Regions from separate parts of the Homo sapiens genome. Here region 2 is linked to region 1. The links are chromatin contacts, found by Hi-C in ENCODE. All regions are on one chromosome and are shown on one strand. Each heading gives the region's core, a stretch centred on a gene start or an enhancer-like site at or near the end of the contact. The rest is flanking DNA. Distances are from core to core; before and after follow the strand shown.

Evidence for each region. Hi-C counts contacts between places; a loop is a spot of excess contacts on that map. Pooled maps may share reads with other maps.
Region 2: a map of PC-9 shows a loop between it and region 1 (3-fold over the local background). The contact joins the promoter of MUC5B here to the enhancer-like site in region 1. A Hi-C loop is called at or near these places in 3 of 168 maps with a recorded cell type or tissue (GM12878, PC-3 and PC-9) and 1 of 50 pooled maps.

What each region holds. Positions count from the first base shown.
Region 1 is chr11:1,147,465-1,153,508 of GRCh38, forward strand. No RefSeq gene overlaps it. Among named protein-coding and RNA genes, the nearest start is that of MUC5AC, 7.5 kb to the right of the region's middle. RefSeq lists an enhancer at 4,290-5,043. Within about 2 kb of position 4,292, at least 6 of the 41 ENCODE cell types and tissues checked have a DNase peak (open chromatin) inside an H3K27ac peak, as active enhancers do; they include PC-3 and PC-9, where a contact is called at or near this core.
Region 2 is chr11:1,219,761-1,225,805 of GRCh38, forward strand. It overlaps MUC5B (mucin 5B, oligomeric mucus/gel-forming), which reads left to right and starts at 3,306. Exons shown (of 49, transcript NM_002458.3): 1 at 3,306-3,433; 2 at 5,921-5,977. The coding sequence starts at 3,364. RefSeq lists enhancers at 3,147-3,844, 3,845-4,540, 4,541-5,238.

The sequences.
Region 1 (6,044 bases), core at 3,042-5,541:
TGCATGTGTGTGTATGCAGGTTGTGAGTATGTGCTTGCGTGTTTGTGTGTTTGAATGGTTGCATGTGTTTGCATGTGCGTGTGTTTGCAGGGTTCTGTGTGTGCACATCTGCTTGTTTGCATGTGTGTTTGCAGGGTTGTGTCTCTGTTTGCATGTGTGTGTGTTTGTGTATGTATTTGCAGGGTTGTGTGTGTGTCTGTTTGCATGTGTGTGTTTGCAGAGTTATGTATGTGTGTTTCCATGTTTGTGTGTTTGCAAGGTTCTGTGTGTGTTTGCATGTATGTGTATGCAGGTGTGTGTGGGCTTGTGTGTTTGCATGGTTGTGTGCGTGTTTGTGTGTGTGCTTGCATGTTGTGTGTGCTTTGTGTGTGTGCTTGCATGGTGTGTGTGCTTGATGTGTGTGTGCGCTTGTGTGTGTGTGTTTGCATGGTACGTGTGTGTGCTTGTGTGTGTGTTTGCATGGTATGTGTGTGTGCTTGCATAGTGTGTGTGTGCTTGCATTGTGTGTGTGTGCTTTGTGTGTGTGCTTACATGGTGTGTGTGTGCTTTGTGTGTGTGCTTGCATGGTGTGTGTGTGTGTTTGCATGGTGTGTATGTGCGTGTGTGTGTGTTTGCATGGCATGTGTGTGTGCTTGTGTGTGTGTGCTTGCATGGTGTGTGTGTGCCTGTGTGTGTGTGCTTGCGTGGTGTGTGTGTGTTTGCATGGCGTGTGTGTGTGCTTGTGTGTGTGTGCTTGCATGGCGTGTGTGTGTTTGCATGGTGTGTGTGTGCTTGCATGGCGTGTGTGCTTGTGTGTGTGTGCTTGCATGGTGTGTGTGTGTGTTTGCATGGTGTGTGTGCGCTTGTGTGTGTGTGTTTGCATGGTGTGTGTGTGCTTGCATGGTGTGTGTGTGCTTGTGTGTGTGTGTTTGCATGGTGTGTGTGCTTGTGTGTGTGTGTTTGCATGGTGTGTGTGTGTTTGTGTGTGTGTGTTTGCATGGAGTGTGTGTGTGTTTGCATGGTGTGTGTGTGTTTGCATGGTGTGTGTGCGCTTGTGTGTGTTGTTTGCATGGAGTGTGTGTGTGTTTGCATGGTGTGTGTGTGTGGACTGCTACTGCTGCCATGTCGCTGCAGTTCAATGGGTTTGTGCGTTGTGATCACACGGTCCTGCCCACAGAGCTGAATGGGCTATTGGGGTTTCCTTGGGTGAGTCCCAGGCTGTGTGTGGGGTGAGTGTGGGGCCTTTCTTGCACCGTTTAGCCTGGCACGCGTTGCCCTCTCTCTCTCTCCCAGGACCACATTCAGGTGCCAGGGCCTTTAATCCTGTGTCCCTTGTCCTACTTACTCCCTCTCCCCAGACTGTGGGACAGGCACCTGGGGCGCACTGTGGGGGCTCTGAGATGCAGGTGGGTGGGCCAGGCCTGCCGAGGGGAGGTGAGGCGAGCAGAGCCCTTTGAGGGTGATGGAGCTTGGCTGGCCCCATGGCCCGAACCCACCTGGCCTAGGGGCGTGGCTCAGAGCAGGTGCACACAGGGCTTATTCACCTGTGCATTCTTCAAACAGTCCAGGTGTGAGTGTGAGGCTGTGAACACACCGGGGGTGTGTCTGCCAGGTGGGGCCCTGGACGGGGTGGCCCCCAGCACCTCTGGGTTTCCAGCCCCCAAAAGTGGGTGTCTCTGGGCCCACCTGCTCCTGGAGCTGGGCTCGCACTGACCCTGGGAAGACAGCCTCCCCTGGGCATTTTGGGGACGCTGGGCCCAGCCCATGCCTCGTGGCTCAGCTTCCCTCAGCCAATACTTTCGAGACATGTATTTCGAGACATCCCTGGAGACATGGCCAGTATATTTGTATTTTATATGAACCCGGAAGGCTGGACCTGAAGAGGCCCCCTGGGTGAGGGGGCCAGGCTGAGCTCGAGTTCCCCAGGGCCTCCAGCAAGAAAGGCACCCAATGCCTCCTTACAGGAGGAGCAGGCGCATGTCCACAGAAGATCTGAAAAGACCCCATCAAAATATTCGTGGGTGTCTTCTCAAGACGAGGGGGGCAATTTTCGCTTTACATTTTGTTCCAATTTTTTATTGTTGTAAAAAACACATAACATAAAGTTGACGTTTTTTGCCACTGCTGGGTGCACAGTGCAGTGCTGTTAGGACATTCACACTGCCGTGCGGCCCGCAGAGCCACCATCTCCAGAACATCTTCGTCTTGCAGAACTGAAGCTCTGTCTTGTTAAACACCAGGTCCCCACTCCCCGTGCCCAGCCCCTGCCCAGCCCTGGCGGCCACCATCTGCTTTCTGTGTGTGTGGATTTGGCGGCCCCAGCCGCTGGTGTAGTGGAACCACGTGGCGTTTGCCCTTCCGTGGATGGCTTGTCTCTCCAAGCCAATGTCCTTGGATCCGCCTACACTGCCGCCTATGCCAGGGCCTCCTTCCTTTTGGGGGCTGCTTGGTGCTCCCCGGCACAATGGGCCTCACCTTGTTTTCCCCCAGATTCGTGGACAGACACCAGGCTGCTTCCACCTCTTGGCTGTGGTCAACAAGACTGCTGACCCTGCTTTCAATTCTTTGTGATTTTGCACTGAGAAAAATACCTTTTAAATGCACGGTCAGAATTTGGTGGACGACACCCCACCCTGCGTATGCATTTGGTGGACGCCCCACCCTGCGCATGCATTTGGTGGACGCCCCACCCTGCGTATGCATTTGGTGGATGACGCCCCACCCTGTGTTGATGCCCCTCTGTCCTCCCAGGGGTCAGAGGTGCTAACCTGTGCCCCAATGCCCTGGTTGGTCTGGGCCCCTGGAAACCACAGCGAGGGCAGCACGCTCTGGCTGGTCCTCTCCCCGAGGCCGACCCGGATGGGGATCCATGGTGCACATGGCCTGGCAGGGCCCCCCATCAGGGAGGGGCAGCATGTGCACAGTGGAGCAGGGGGGCAGGGGACTAGCCGGCAGCATCCCCTGACTCTCATGGGCCTTTGGGGCTACCAAGGTCAGGGGAGGGGCCCAGGAAACTGGCTGGGCGATGGACTGAAGGGGATCTGGGGTCCACAGATCTGCCCCAGAATCTGTGATCCCCTGAGTCTCCAGCCCCAAATTACTCACAGGTGCATGTGCACTCAGGGGCCCTGCTGAAGGTGCCTGGGGTTCAGGAGATGTGAGGGCAATAGGGGAACCAGAGGCATGGGGGCCGAGGGGTGGGGGGAGGGGGATGAGGAGGCCGGGGCTCCCAGGAGCTGAACTGGACCCAGGCACAGGGGAGCCCCCAGCATGGAGCATCGCCACCCGCCCGCCCGCCCGGGAAGATGAAGATGGAAGCAGGTGCAGATGAACGGCTCTGCCACATGGGAGGCCCATGGAGCCGACAGCCACTCCTGGGGGTCAGTGTGGCCCTTGCTGTGGACACGGGTGCAAGGAACTGACGCTTTGGCCAGAACCGTGGGCCTTGGGGGCCAGAGCTCCAGTAGCCCAGGCCACATCTTGGGAGGAATTCTGTTTGTCCAGTGATTCAGAGAAAATAAATAAACGTAGGAAGGCTCCAGATCACGCAGCCCTGCCACAAAATCAAATTTACTCTGCCCCCTCCCTGCCCAGAGGGCCCAGCAGGGTCTCAGCTCCCTCTGGGCAAGGGCCACCCAACCCCGCCATGGGTACGTCCGCCACAGCTCTCCCTCGGGCCCCCTGGTAAAGTCGGGAAGAAATTTAAGCCTCCTTCCTCCTTATTGTGTAAGTTCCTGGCTTGGTAAAAATCTGCTGCCGAAGCCTGCTCTTTCTGTCAACAGCCGCTGATAATTCATGTGTCAGTTTCCCAGTCCCACCCAGGGTGCCTCCCCTTCCAAAGCCGGAGCGTATCCTGGTCCCAGCGCTGAGAAACTCTATTGTCTTTCTGTGAAATCATTCTCCAATTCCCACACGAAGCCCTAATCAGGCTTCCTGATTCTGCCACGTCCCCCAGAACATGGGCTGTCAGAGGCCCGGCCAGGGGCTGTCCTGGACCCCACGGCCCACCCCGGCCTTGGCGAGACTGAGGGTCACAGGTGCTAAGCTACCATCATTTTCTGAACCACCAGGCATGAGAGAGGCTATGTTCAGAGCATGGAAGTGGCAGAAATGGCAGAACATGGTGGCTCCACCCCGTTTTGTGGATGAGGACACAGGCACTTTGCAGGCCCCCAGTGGTCCCAAGTCTAGGAGGAGGGTGGGGCGGGCTGGCACTGAGCTCACCTCTGGACCCAGCATGCCTGGGCACTGTGGAGATGCATGGCTGGGTTCCTCCTAGGGGACCTAGCATGCCTGGACGCTGTGGGGGTGCATGGCTGGGTTCCTCCTAGGGCAGCAGGGCTCTGAGCAGCGGGCTTTAAATGAGCCATTTAACAGATGGTACAGGAGGGTAATGCACGGGCTCAGGGCCCCACAGCGGGAGCTGCTGGAGTCCTACGCCACCCCCCGCCTGGAAGGGAAGATGTCTGCTCCACAGAGCCCTGGGGTCTCCTGTGGGCAGGGTGTGTGGAGCTGCCCTCCCCTGGTCTCCCCAGGACAGACCCCCACCCTCCACCCCAGGTGCCTTAGGGTAGGCGTGGCCTCCCCAGGTCCTGCCAGCCAGAGCCAGGCTGACCCCAGCGGCCCTGCAGGTCACCTCCTAGGGGCTGTGCCCGGAAACTGGGATGGAAGCGACAGGCTGGGGGCAGAGTGTGAGCCCAGCCCAGGGCTTGCGATGTTGAAACCAGTGCTTCCCTCCCCTGCTCACCTGGCCAGTAACCACCGGGCTGGGGTGTCCTGGCTGGGCTCAGGCCGGGCTGGGGGCCTCTCCTGATGCTGCTGGAGGGCAGACTGGGCCAGGTGCCCCCAACAGTGTGCGCTCGGCCTGGTGGGGCTGAGAAACCTGGAACATACACACCTGTGGGGGTGTCTAAGGGGCTCCCAGGGAGTTCTGGGGGGTCCTGGGGAGCAGGACCCTCTTCACTCCCTCCTCCAGGGGAAGTGGCCCTGGGGCACCCCAGGCTGTTCCCCCAGCTCTGTGGGGCCGAAGCCATCCACAGGGGGCTTTCCCCACCGGATGTGGTGCGGGCCGTGGTTAATCTCACTTGAGTTAGTCACCCAGGACAAACAGCTAACCGACACAATTCCTCCCAAGTCCAGGGGGCCGGAGGCGGGGTCAGCACCTGGCGGCAGGAGACAGTGCTGCCCTGGGATGTGGCCGGGCCTCCCTCCATTCCCAATCCTGTTGTCTCTGTGGCAATACCTGGCTGGGAGCTCCTATCAGGCCCGTGACCCCCGCCCTTTCTCCAGTGCCCTCCTGTCTGCATTCACCTGTCAGATCCCGAGGAGAGAGGGGCACTGGCGGCCGCCCAGGACCAGAGCTGTGGGGCCTCCCGCACCAGAGTGCAGTGAAGGTTTGTGGGCTGCGGTCCCGGCGGAGCCCACGTGCCACCCCCATGCACAGCTTTCCTCCTGCACATCCCACAGAAGCAAAAGCTCCCACCTGCCCGGCACTGTCCCCGCCCTGGGGACCCTCCTGCAAACACTTTCCAGATGACAGGCAGCTGCTGGTCCCAGGCACACACCTTCCCTGAAGGTGCCTCTCACCTGAGGGTGCAGGTTCAAGTCAGGAGGGTGGACTCCTGCCCGGTGGGGTCATCACCCTTCTCAGGGGCTGAGGCAGGGTCTGCTTTAGGGGTTGCGCCTGCTTTTCAGACACCGGCCCCCAGGCCCCTGCTGCAGCCCCACCCGGACCGCATGCGCAGCCGTGCCCGCTAAGTGGTCGGCGCTGCGGGCAGGGTGGCCGGGGCATCAGGGTTCCGAGATGCAAGTGCTGGGCTTGGCTACCACGGGGGGTCGGGAGCTCACGGGGGAAGAGTGATCCTGATTTTGAGGCCAAGTCGCTGGTCTTACACCTGTCCTGGCTGCCGGTCTCAGAGCTGACACCGGCCCCAGGCTGGGGGAAGGTATCCAGCCGGCCTGGCCAGGGCCCCTGCTGGGAGGCAGCAGGAGGAGTTATTGTGCTGGATGGGGGTTGGGAGCTGAGGGGACTGGAGATGGCATGGAGCCCTCCGGTGGGTGGGACT
Region 2 (6,045 bases), core at 2,056-4,555, 71 kb after region 1:
GGTTCTGTGTGGTCTAGGCCGCCCCTTTGTCTCCACTGCCCCCTGGCCAGAATGAGGGACAGTGACCCACCCAGGGCTGGGCCTGGCTCAGACTCCGTCAGAGCCGCAGGGCAAGTTCCTGGCACGTCCGAGGTGGGAGGCTCCTCTGCGCTCCAGGAGGCTGTGCCTGGCCCCCCTTCCCGGCAGGAACCGGCTGTGTCCCTTTCCTTCCTTTATCTTCTGTTTTCAGCGCCTTCAACTGTGAAGAGGTGAACTCTTCAAACACGCTGAGCAAACAGGCCCGACTCCCAGGGCCGCATCCGGGATGTCTCAATAGCTGTGGCCTTGACGTCCACCTCGGACCCCTGCCCCGGACCCAGCCCAGTTCCCAATGGGCCCTCTGCCCGGGGAGGTGCCTAGTGGGAGGGACGAGGGCAAAGTCGGGGCCCCCACTTGTTTGGTGTCACTGTGTGCCAGCGGCCACTGGCGGGCGAGGCTGTTCCAGGGTGGAGGCGGGGAGGGTTGGACCACAGGCACTGAGCGGGGACAGAGGAGCTGCCTGAGGGTCCCAGCTCTGCCATGGAGAAAACGCTATCTCGCTGATGCAGAGGTGCCCGGCCCACTCGAGCTGGGGGTGAGGGGGCTGCTCCCCAGTGGGCCGCCAGCCCCCATGAAGGCCGCGGGCACCGGCCGTGGTCAGGGAGGGCAGGGGACAGGCAGTGGGGGCCAGCAGGGGAGACACTAGGCTTGGCCCCAGCACCCAGGTGGGCATCGGCTTGTGAGCTGGAGCCGCGGGCAGGGAGGGGGGATGTCACGAGGGCTTGGCTAAGGTGGGAGACCTGGGCGGGTGCGTCGGGGGGACGTCTGCAGCAGAGGCCCGGGCAGCAGGCACACCCCTCCTGCCAGTGCGAGGAACGAGGCGCCACAGCGGCCGGTAGCCCCCCATTTGCCCAGCCTGGCCTGGAGCAGGCAGGAAGGCCGGGGAGAGGGGTCTGGCTGGGGCCTGGGTGCAGTCACAGCCACGAGCCCAGGGGTGGGGACTCTGGCCCACCCTCCAGACCATCCTCAAGGCCCACTGGCCCAGGCATCCCCGCCCACCCCTCCCACCGTGCCGTGCTGCAGCGGGTCTACCGGCCTGGATGTGAAAGAGAGCTTGGAGACCCCAGAGACCTCGGAACCTTCAGCTTTGGAAGTGACGTCGGTGGGGTGGGTGGGGGGAGCACAGGCTCTGGAGTCCCGGAAGTGAGCGGGGAGCTACGCTGAGATCTGGGAGACCCCCTGCCCCCACCCAGGTACAGGGCCAGGCAGAAGCCCGAGGTGTGCCCTGAGTTAAAGAAACCGTCACAAAGAACAAAGGGAGAAGGCGGGTTCCAGCCTCCACCACAGCCCTCGCGCTCTGAGGAGCCACCTGGGGGCCTCAGCCATGAGGGGTGACAGGTGGCAAAACGGGCCAGCTCCGTTCACGTCGCTGTGCAGCTGTCTCCGCCCTCCATCTCCAGAACGTTCTCACATTCCCAAGCTGAAACCCTGTCCCCATGCAACACCAGCTCACCATCCCCTCTGCCAGCCCCTGGCGCCCACCGTCCACACTCCGTCTCTGCGGGTTTCATGACTCCAGGGGCAGCACACGAGTGGCCCCTCCTGCCTTTGTCCTCTGTGTCCACCTGCCTCACTCTGCACAGTGTCCCCAGCTTCCCCCATGGAGCAGCCTGGGCCAGCCTCTCCTTTTCACGGCTGAACCGTATTCCACCGCACGGATCAGCCTCACGATGCTGACCCAGTCCTCCGCCCAGGGACACATGGGCAGCTTCTGCCCTTTGTCAGTGATGCTGCTGTGGACATGGGTGTGCAAATGTCCCTCAGGACCCGCCTTCAGTTCTTCTGGGGACAGACCCAGAGTGGAGTTGCTGGTCACCCCCACCAGCAGGGCACAGGGCTCCGGGTCCCCACGTCTCTGCCAACACTTCCTACTTCCTGTGTTTCTTGATCCCCGCCATCCTATTGAGCGTGAGACAGGTCAGAAGCTTTGAAGATGGGCTTTCGTCTTGTCCCAGAAATCCCACCTCTAAGAATTTAACTTCAGAAAGACAAACGCGGGGGAGCTGGTGCAGGGCCCGTGACGGGGACTGTGACGTAAATAAAACAACAGACCTGGACACCACCCTAGGGTCCCCATGGGGCCGGACGAGGCCACACCACCCGACCTGGTGCTTCCTGCCTGGCGTCTGCGCCACGGAGCATTCAGGACGCTGGTGACCAGGGAGCCAGGAGGTGGGAGCATCTGAGGTGCAGGTCACACGGGCAGGAGGTGTTTGCAAGAGGTATTGCAGCGCGGACGGAGTGTCCTGCAGATGACGCTGTCTGTCCTGTAGATGACGCTCGTCAAGGAGGTTTACCACATAGCCCCCAGGAAGCCCACCCGACACCAGCCGGAGGTGCTAGGCTTCTGCGGCTCCCACCTGGGGCAGGCGGAGGACCCCGGGCAGGTCCAGGACCCCCCGGAGCAGCTGCTTCCTCAACCCTGCCAGGGTTAATGAGGAGGCCCCAGAGTGAGGTGGAGGCCAAATGGGACTCAGGGCCGGAGCCTCTGGCCTGGCTGGATCAGGGCTGGCATTGGACAAGCGCAGCTGACTCCCGATGTGCATGGCCAGGAGACACTCTGGGCCTCAGTTTCCCCTTGAATGTGAACCTTGAAACAGATCAGCCCAGAGACCTCCCACGGTCTTCAAGGGGCTCTGGTCAGCTGGGCTGGGGTCTCTGGAAATAGAGCCTCCTCCAGGGACCCCCACAAGCCACCCAGACTGAGCATCCTGGCCATGTGCATGCCTGAGCTCAGCAGGAGCCTCCCGGCCTCCCCGTGGGCTAAGCAGTGGTGGGAGGGGAGCTCCAGCCTCGTGGGCCCTCCCCGGGCCTCGGGGACCCATGGTCAGTGGCTGGGGGTGCTGCCCAGAGGCTGGGATTCCCTTCCAGCAGGAGCCGCAGTGGGGCTGAGTGTGAGGCAGGCTGGCTGACCACTGTTTCCATGGACCCTGCGTCCAAGGCCAGCCCTGCCTTCCAGCGGCTTTGCCATCTAGGACGGGTGCCAGGTGGGGTAGGCCCTTCTCTCCCTTCCGATTCTCAGAAGCTGCTGGGGGTGGGGGCGTCCTGGGCCTCAGGGCACAGAGCTGCAAATCCTTCCTGATCCAGGCCTCTCCCCTGCCACAGCCCCTCCCCGAGAGCAAACACACGTGGCTGGAGCGGGGAAGAGCATGGTGCCCTGCGTGGCCTGGCCTGGCTTGGGGCCAAGGCTCCCTGCTACATAAGCTGGGGCCCCCAGGGGAGCAAGCACCCGGCCCGGCTCCCTCCCTGCCCGTCCCCGTCCCCCCACCCGTGCCAGCCCCCAGGATGGGTGCCCCGAGCGCGTGCCGGACGCTGGTGTTGGCTCTGGCGGCCATGCTCGTGGTGCCGCAGGCAGGTAAGAGCCCCCCACTCCGCCCCCTCTCGATGCTGTCTTCACGGCGGGGGTCTCTGCAGGTCGCTTGCCTGGGAGCTTCTCCTGCAGAGTGCACGGGCAGATCCCCCTACGACTCCCTGAGTGTCCTGGATGGGACCCTACCCGTCCCCAACACAGGGCTCTGGGGCCCCACGGGCTCACAGTGTCAGGAAACTCAGGGGCTGGCTTGGATGGGGTGTCCAGGAGAAGGTGGGCCCCTGACCGCAGGGCAAGGCCCCTGGGAGACCACCGAAAGGGTCTTGGTCTTGGGGGTGGGACAGGAGTGGGCAATGGGGGAGGGGGTCACAGCTGGGGGTCTCTCTGGAGCCCCATGAGGCCCAGGCATCAGAGTGAGCAGGGGCAGGCTTAGCGTGGACCCCTGTCCAGGACCGGCTCTACCCTTCACGACCTCCCTGGGGATCACAGCTGGCAGGGCAGGTGAGGGTACCACCCTCAAGGGTTGCACAGCCAGCCGCAAGAGCCCCGGCCTCAACCCACGCTCGACTCCCACGGCCCATCTGTGGGCATCTCATGCCGCACGGGCTGCCTGGCTCTCAGCCGAGCGTTTTCCCTCGTCTGCTGTCTCTTGGCCAGAGCCGCAGCATTAATACTTACTGTCAATAGAGAAAGATGCAGCCCCAGGGGCCACCGGGAGACACCCAGCCGGGCTGGCCATGAGGCTGCTGCAGCCCCTCCCTGCCCCGCCCTCCACCCCCTCCCAAGCTTGGGGTCTGGGCTGGGCAGGTGAGGCTCCCTGGGGTCTCTCTCCATCTGTGGAAGGGAGGCTGGGTGGTCAGCAGGGCTGGAGGCAGGGGGCTTCCCCCAGTGGCTCCCAGCCTGGGCCCGGGGGGAGCTGCGTCTGGCTGCAAGGTTTGGGGGCTGGTTTGACCAGAATAGCCACCTCCTTGCATCTGATTCTTCCGGGCCATGCAGCCTTGGCTCCCCTCACCTGAGCAGGCAGGGCCTAGGGACTCTCAGCCCACCCGTCCTCCTGTCCTCCACGCACGTCCAAGTTGGGGAGATCAAGCCCTTGGCAGGGACTGTGCTTTAGTCACCAGATGCACGTCCTGTGGCCGGGGAAGGCAGCCCTGCACAGAGCAGCTTCATGTTAGGGGACACACCCCAAAGTGATGGGGTGGCTGGTGGTGGGCACTTCTCTGGCTACAAGATGGAGGCCCAGGTGGTCCAGCCCAAGGAGGGCACTGCACGGAGCAGATAACCAAGGGCAGTCAGCCTGGGCAGGGGAGGGGCTGCCTGGGGGGGAGGGGTTGCCTGGGTTGGGGAGGGGCTGTCTGGGGCAGGGGAGGAGCTGCCTGGGGCGGGGGAGGGGCTGTAGGGCCAGGGAGGGGCTGCCTGGGGCTGGGGAGGGGCTGCTGGGGTGGGGAGGGGCTGCCTGCGGCGGGAGCCGGGGCGTGGGAGTGGCTGGTTGGGCTGGCACACAGGGGCAGGGCTGTGAGCTGTGGGTCGGGGTGGAGGACTCAGGGATCGGCTGGCTTTCTGGGAAAGGCAGTCAACCTGGATCTCTGGAGGCGGCCCCTGTGGTGGTTCCCAGATGTCAGCAGGACCTGGCTGGAAAAGCCAGGCAGGGCCAGGCCAGAGTGCGAACCACAGGGCCGGCCCCTCGCTGAGCCCTGACCATGCTGTGGGGGCTGGGGCCTCACCTCCCACCTCCCCACAGAGAGTCTCAGATCAGGATCCAGGGAGGAGCTCTGGGGTCCTGTGAAGGGGGCGCCCCAACCCAAACTGGGCAGACAATGGCCGGGGGTCCTCAGAGTCCTGTGGGTTGGAGCTGCCTCCTCCCAGCCTCCATGGGGTTGGTGGGTGAGGCCTTGCCCGGAGGCGGTGGTCAGCCTGGGGGACCTTGGGCGGCCATCCCAGTATCAACGGCCACACAGCTTGCGCGGCCCAGAGTCCTGCCCCCAGCCTGCCCCACTCGCCCTGACTTAGGATCTAGTTCGAAACTGGTTCTGTGTTTAGGTTTCTGCTAAGTCACGCCTGGAAGGCTCCAAGTGTGTCCTCCTAACAAAGCTGGTCTTTGTCCTTCTCCAAGGGATGTGTGGGATGGGGCGAAATCCCCCCTTGGGGCGGCCAACGCCTTTTCCTGATTCCATTTTCTCCCCCATCCCTTGAGAAGGAGGCACCATCCCCGCCTGTCAGTCGGGGACAGGGCAGGCCGTGCTGGGGGCAGCTCAGGGCTCCCTGCTGGAAGCTTCCATCCCGCAGGCTTTCCATAGCATTGAGCAGGAGCGGAGGCATCTGCGGCTGACGGTTGGGGTGGCCTGAGCGGCTGGGGAGGAGTCCCGGCCTTGGCCACAGTGTGTCGTGAGGGTGAACCTGCAGGGCATGGAGACCGCCACCAAGGACCCCACATGCGGCTGCCGCACCAGGGATGTGGCCAGGTCCGTGGTTGGGTTCGTGGCTGGCAGCCACATCTAGTTCCTCACTGACTCCCATTCCCTCTTCCCACAGAGACCCAGGGCCCTGTGGAGCCGAGCTGGGAGAATGCAGGGCACACCATGGATGGCGGTATGTGGCCAGGTTCGGGGGTGGGGGGTTCCTGACCAGGCTGGAGGGGCTGGAATTTGGGCTGGGGC